2 separate regions of the Mus musculus genome follow, and region 2 is linked to region 1. Evidence: chromatin loops called from intact Hi-C (ENCODE). Cell type or tissue: left cerebral cortex. All regions are shown on one strand.

Region 1 (2,500 bases):
CAGGGAGGTTGTCTCTGTAAAAATTCATGGGCTGGCAGCTTCCCCAAGGAGCCACCAGGGAAGGTTATTGCAAAACCCTTAGTGTGGGGTCACTGGTGTTCTCTCTGCTGCCTACCTCTCCATCCCTGGCTGATGGTCTCACTCTGCCCTTCTACTGCTAATGTCAGCCCTTCTGAGACCCTTGCAGGGTTTGATTGAGAGCCAAGGGCCACCTCTAGGGCCAAGTGCTGTGGTCAGCCCGTGCCTGTGTGTGGAGCCAGCATCTGTGTGGCAGTCCCCCGAGCCCTCCTTGCATTCCCAGAAACTGTTTTGCAACATGTTGGCCACAGAAGTCGGACCAGAGTACTTAGCCAGCTGGGCTGGCAGGATGTCCCCAGAAGCATCCAGCTTTGGAGAGATGGAAGCTGGAAGGGAACATTCCCTGGGCAGAGGGGCAGCAAGGAGGGACAGTGGCTTTAGGAACCATTGAGCTGTGCTGGGTGTAGTGGGTCATGACAGCTTTACTGACTTCCAGAGGTTAGAAGGATGCAGAAAGGAATTTGGTTGTAGCAAGAACTGCTATGGACATCCACTTAATAGTGTGTGTGTGTGTGTGTGTGTGTGTGTGTTGCTAACCATGTGGGAGGAAAGACAAAGGGTGCTGGTGAGCTGGGACCTAGTCTATTGGCTAGAAGATATGCTAAGACTTTAGAAGGGTAGCTATGGGTACTGGGCAGGGGAATGGCAGGCTTAACTAAATTTAGAGCTGATTTGGGACCAGGGATCAGGTGTAGCTCAAGGGTTATTGCAAGTCAGACCAGAGATGGTGATCTGTTTGTATGAACAGAGCCACTTAGGAGATACGCGAATGCTGTGGCTTTTATGCACAGGTCCTGGTACAGTCTGGGTATTGCTGGATTTGGGTCACAAGTCTTTCTCAGTGCTATCCCCAGTGTGAGTGGTCAGCCCAGCTGAGCCCAGCTGAAGTATCAAGGAGTCAATATTTTTGGAGATTATGTGGGCCTTGGGGGCAGAGCACCAGACTAGGTCATTGCTGTAACTATGTGATTCAAAAATTACAACAAAGTTCTTGGTGTTGTCATTCGTGAGCTGGGAATAGTAAAATGTAGCTCCGTGTCACGTGGGCTTAGCATGTGCTGAGTGACTGTGAAGAGCTTGTCGTTCTGCTAAGGCTGGTATGGCAGGCAGGTGTCCTTAGCCTGCGAGTGAGCCAAGCCAGCTGCTCAGCAACCCCAGCTCAGCATAGCTTTGCTGTTCTAAGCTTAGTTTTGAGTAAATGAGCATCCCAGCCAAAGCAAGGGAAGGGAACCGGGAGGGTGGTCCAGTGGTTAAGAGCACTTCTGCAGAGAGGACCTGGCACTTCTGTAGGACGCTTCACAGCCACCTTTAACTCTAGCCCCAGCAGATCTGACACTCCCCAGAGACCCCCATGTACATATATGAACACAGACACAAACATGTATACATACATAAAAATAAGGCAGGTGTGGTGGCACACACCTTTTATCCCAGCACTTGGGAGGCAGAGGCAGGCGAATCTATGTGAGATAAAGGCCAGCCTGGTCTACAGAGTGAGTTCTAGGCCAGACAGAACTACACAACTACAGCCCGATTTCAAAAGAATGAAGAAAAATAATAGAATCTTTTTAAGTATGTAAGAGTCTGTAATGTTTTTTAGTTTCTTGTGCTTATTTTGTGAGGGGAAAGATACTCTACTATTATGGCTAGGACTGGAGTTGTACGATGACTGGAATGTTACCCCAAAAAAGATCCCTACCTCCAAAAATTGCCATTGAGAATCCAGCAAGAGGAGTTAGGCACTATGTAAACGGGGGCATGTTTCCTACTGCCAGGTTTGTAATTGAACACTGACACAATTTCATGATTTTCATAACCCAGGGAGCCTGCCTCTGAATGACTCTGGCGTCTGCCTCAGCCTGTTCCTGCCGTCCATTGGCCCCTGTATATTCCTACATCAATTACATCTGCTACCGTAGACTTAATCTCCTGCCCTGTATTTGGACATGGAGCCTTGGGCCACAGGGTTGCCCTGCAACAGGCAACATCTGAGCCACTTTCCCAGTCCAGCTCTCTAGTTTATAAGTCTCCTATAGAAGGGACTTCACAATCCTAGGCCCTGCAACTTTAGGGTGGAGCTGATGTCATTTGCAAGAGTCAGCTCTCTGGAAAGAGGTGCTTTTTGTGGAGGTACCAGAGGTCCTTATGCCTCTGTGCACTGAGTTGTTCTTGCTGGCTGAGCTGAAGTGTGATACTCACAGGCTCTTGTTCCTTGAGCACTTGCTGTGTCCTGGGTGTTGGAGAGAACACTGGCAGAGGAGTCCACAGGGAACAGGCAGATAGGGAAACTGATCCAGTCTGTGCCACATGGGCGGTGGTATGGGGCCACCTGACCTGGTGCCTCCCTCAGAGGACAGAACAAGGGCCATAACCAGGTAGGTTGGATGTTGGAGATAAACAGGAGGCTTTTGAGGATCCTTGC
Region 2 (2,500 bases), 100 kb before region 1:
ATCTATAGCAGAAGACTGCCTGGTCTGGCCTCAGTGGATGAAGATGCACCCAACCTCAAGAGACTTGAAGCCCCTGGGGAAGGGGGATGCGGGAGGAGCATACTCTCTGAAGTGAGGGGACAGGGAATGGGACCTCCCATTCACAAATATAAAAAGGACTGAGGCTGTGGCTCCGTGACAGAGCACTGGTGTAGTGTTTGTGCCCGGGTTGGGAAAGCACTTGTGTAGCCTACATAACACCCTGGGTTTTATCTCCAGAAGCCCAGGGGGCAAAACCACAAAATCAACGTCAGGCTGGGGAGCTGGTTTAGCAGGTGAGCATAGGGAACTGAGTTCAACTCTCAACAGCAATGTCAAAAGTCAGGCCTAGCCATGCACGCAAGCCTGCAACCCCAGTGCTACCTATCACACATGTGTGAATACACCCGCTATTCATGCACACACACCATTTTAGAACTTAAAAAAAATGTTAGAATTACATCTGTGCTGGAGAGATGCTCTGTGGTTAAGGGCACTCTGCTACTTCAGGGGACCAGAGTTCGGTTCCCAGCACAGAACTGCCTGTAACTCCAGATGTGGGAGGCTCAAAGCCTTCTTTTGGCCTCAGAAGGCACCTGCACACATGTCACACACACACACACACACACACACACACACACACACAGAGAGAGAGAAACAAACAGGTATACATAAAAATAAATCTAAGAAACAACAGTAACAACCACAAAAGTCTCCAAGGAGCTTTGGGCTGACTTTATTGCATTCATTTTTTTTTTCATTATATCCATTTATTTAGCATGGGAGGCACATGCGTGGAGAGTACAATTTGAAGGAGTCAGGTTTCTCCTTCCATCATGTGGGTTCCAAGGATCAAACTAGGGTGGTTAGCTTGGAAGCAAGTGGATTTACTGTCAGAGCCATCTCACCAGCCCCTCCTTTTTTCAGACAAAGTCTAATGTTCCTCTGTCTATCTGTAAACCCTTGACCCTCCTGTCTGCCCTGACTAAATGCTGAGATTACAGGTGTGAGCTGCCTTGCCTAGCTGTATGTGGGCAGATATTTGCAGAAATTTACTTTAGAAAACAAAGCTCATAAGCCGGGCATGGTGGCACACGCCTTTAATCCCAGCACTCGGGAGGCAGAGGCAGGTGGATTTCTGAGTTCGAGGCCAGCCTGGTCTACAAAGTGAGTTCCAGGACAGCCAGGGCTATACAGAGAAACCCTGTCTCAAACAAACAAACAAACAAACAAACAAACAACAAAAACAAGAAAGAAAGAAAGAAAGAAAGAAAGAAAGAAAGAAAGAAAGAAAGAAAGAAAGAAAGAAAGGAAGGAAGGAAGGAAGGAAGGAAGGAAGGAAGGAGTGGGGAGGGAGGGAAGAAAGGAAGAAAGGAAGGAAGGAAGGAAGGAAGAGAGAGAGAGAGAGAAAACAAAGTTCTATGGTGCTTCAGCTGAAGCCCCCTAGTGGCCTGGAGGACAATATTCTCTTGTGCATTTTGAATGTTTCCTAGATGAAATCAAGACGGTTTCCTTTGGGTAGAGCCCTACCATCAGAGCACATTCCTGCATCACTGTGACAGTCCCTCCTCACAGGTGCAGGGACAACACCAGGCTGGGTAACTGTATTGGCACACTCGAATCCTCCTTTAGCCACACATGACAAGTCTGGGTGCAAGGACAGGCCATTGGCTCCCTTCTAGCCTCACCTGAGCTCCAGAAGCCAGCACTAGCCCAGCCTGTAGTCATTCTCCATCCTGGCCAAGGGAACCAGTTAAAAATAGTGCCAGTCTGGACACCAATTGGGGAACCAGATGGGGAAGTCTAGAGCTTGGGTGGTGGAGCAGACAAGGCTGTTTCTGGTCCTGCTGCTTTCTGGTGACCTTGGGCGCAGTATTCAGTCTTTTCTGGTCTCTGAGTGCCACCTGTGAAGAGCAAAGCTGAGTTTCTGCATATTTCCTTCCACAGGACTTCAGGGGGAGCTGACACAGAGGGCAGACAAGGTTAGTGATCTGCTTAAAGGCTCCCATTGCTGGGGGACTCACTACCTCCAACTACACTGCTGGAAAGGTTTAGTAGTGCTATCAGCGAGCTCCGCTCTGTTTGGACAGACTTCTGTAGGCCCCTCTCATTAGCCTCGTTCTTCCCTTGGGACCTCTTGAATGTGACTAACCCCTTCATTAGGATGCTCTGCGAAACACTTGACTTGGCTCTGTGACTTCCCTAGGAGCCAGATGATCACCCTCCATGCAGAGCAAGCTTGCATCAGGTCATTGTAGCCCCATTTTGGCCCCCAGCCTTTAGGGTCCCTCACTCCCTAGTATGGGTGTCCATCTTCTTGGCTTTCAGACCAGCTGCAATGTGCTGCTCGGACGAGCTCTTCCTGACTTCCCTAAGGAACTCTTGGTACCTTTTCAGCCCGGGAAGCCCCTGTCTACCTCCTTCTGAGATGTCCCAGCCTCTGCCGAGCATCTGCTGCCATTGATGGGGCAACAGGTGGATT

The links. A loop is a pair of places that touch in the nucleus more often than their neighbours do. Peaks named below come from ENCODE experiments on the same cell type or tissue, not always from the same donor. Only the 100,000 strongest peaks of a DNase experiment are listed, where the experiment ranks them.
Region 2: a loop joins it to region 1, with 1.8 times the contacts of the local background. A loop is called at or near these places in 1 of 42 quality-filtered maps.

Annotation. Positions count from the first base shown.
Region 1 is chr11:79,078,924-79,081,423 of GRCm38, reverse strand. All of the region lies in intron 1 of Ksr1 (kinase suppressor of ras 1), which reads left to right. Among named protein-coding and RNA genes, the nearest start is that of Gm11201, 57 kb to the right of the region's middle. In left cerebral cortex, no CTCF peak of the experiment used is centred here; DNase peaks (open chromatin) are centred at 253 and 1,163.
Region 2 is chr11:79,183,660-79,186,159 of GRCm38, reverse strand. Gm30413 (a long non-coding RNA gene) reads left to right here. Exons shown (of 4, transcript XR_388876.3): 3 at 1,966-2,000; 4 at 2,416-2,500. Among named protein-coding and RNA genes, the nearest start is that of Gm30413, 7.4 kb to the left of the region's middle. In left cerebral cortex, a CTCF peak has its summit at 1,484 (motif pointing left); a DNase peak (open chromatin) is centred at 1,768.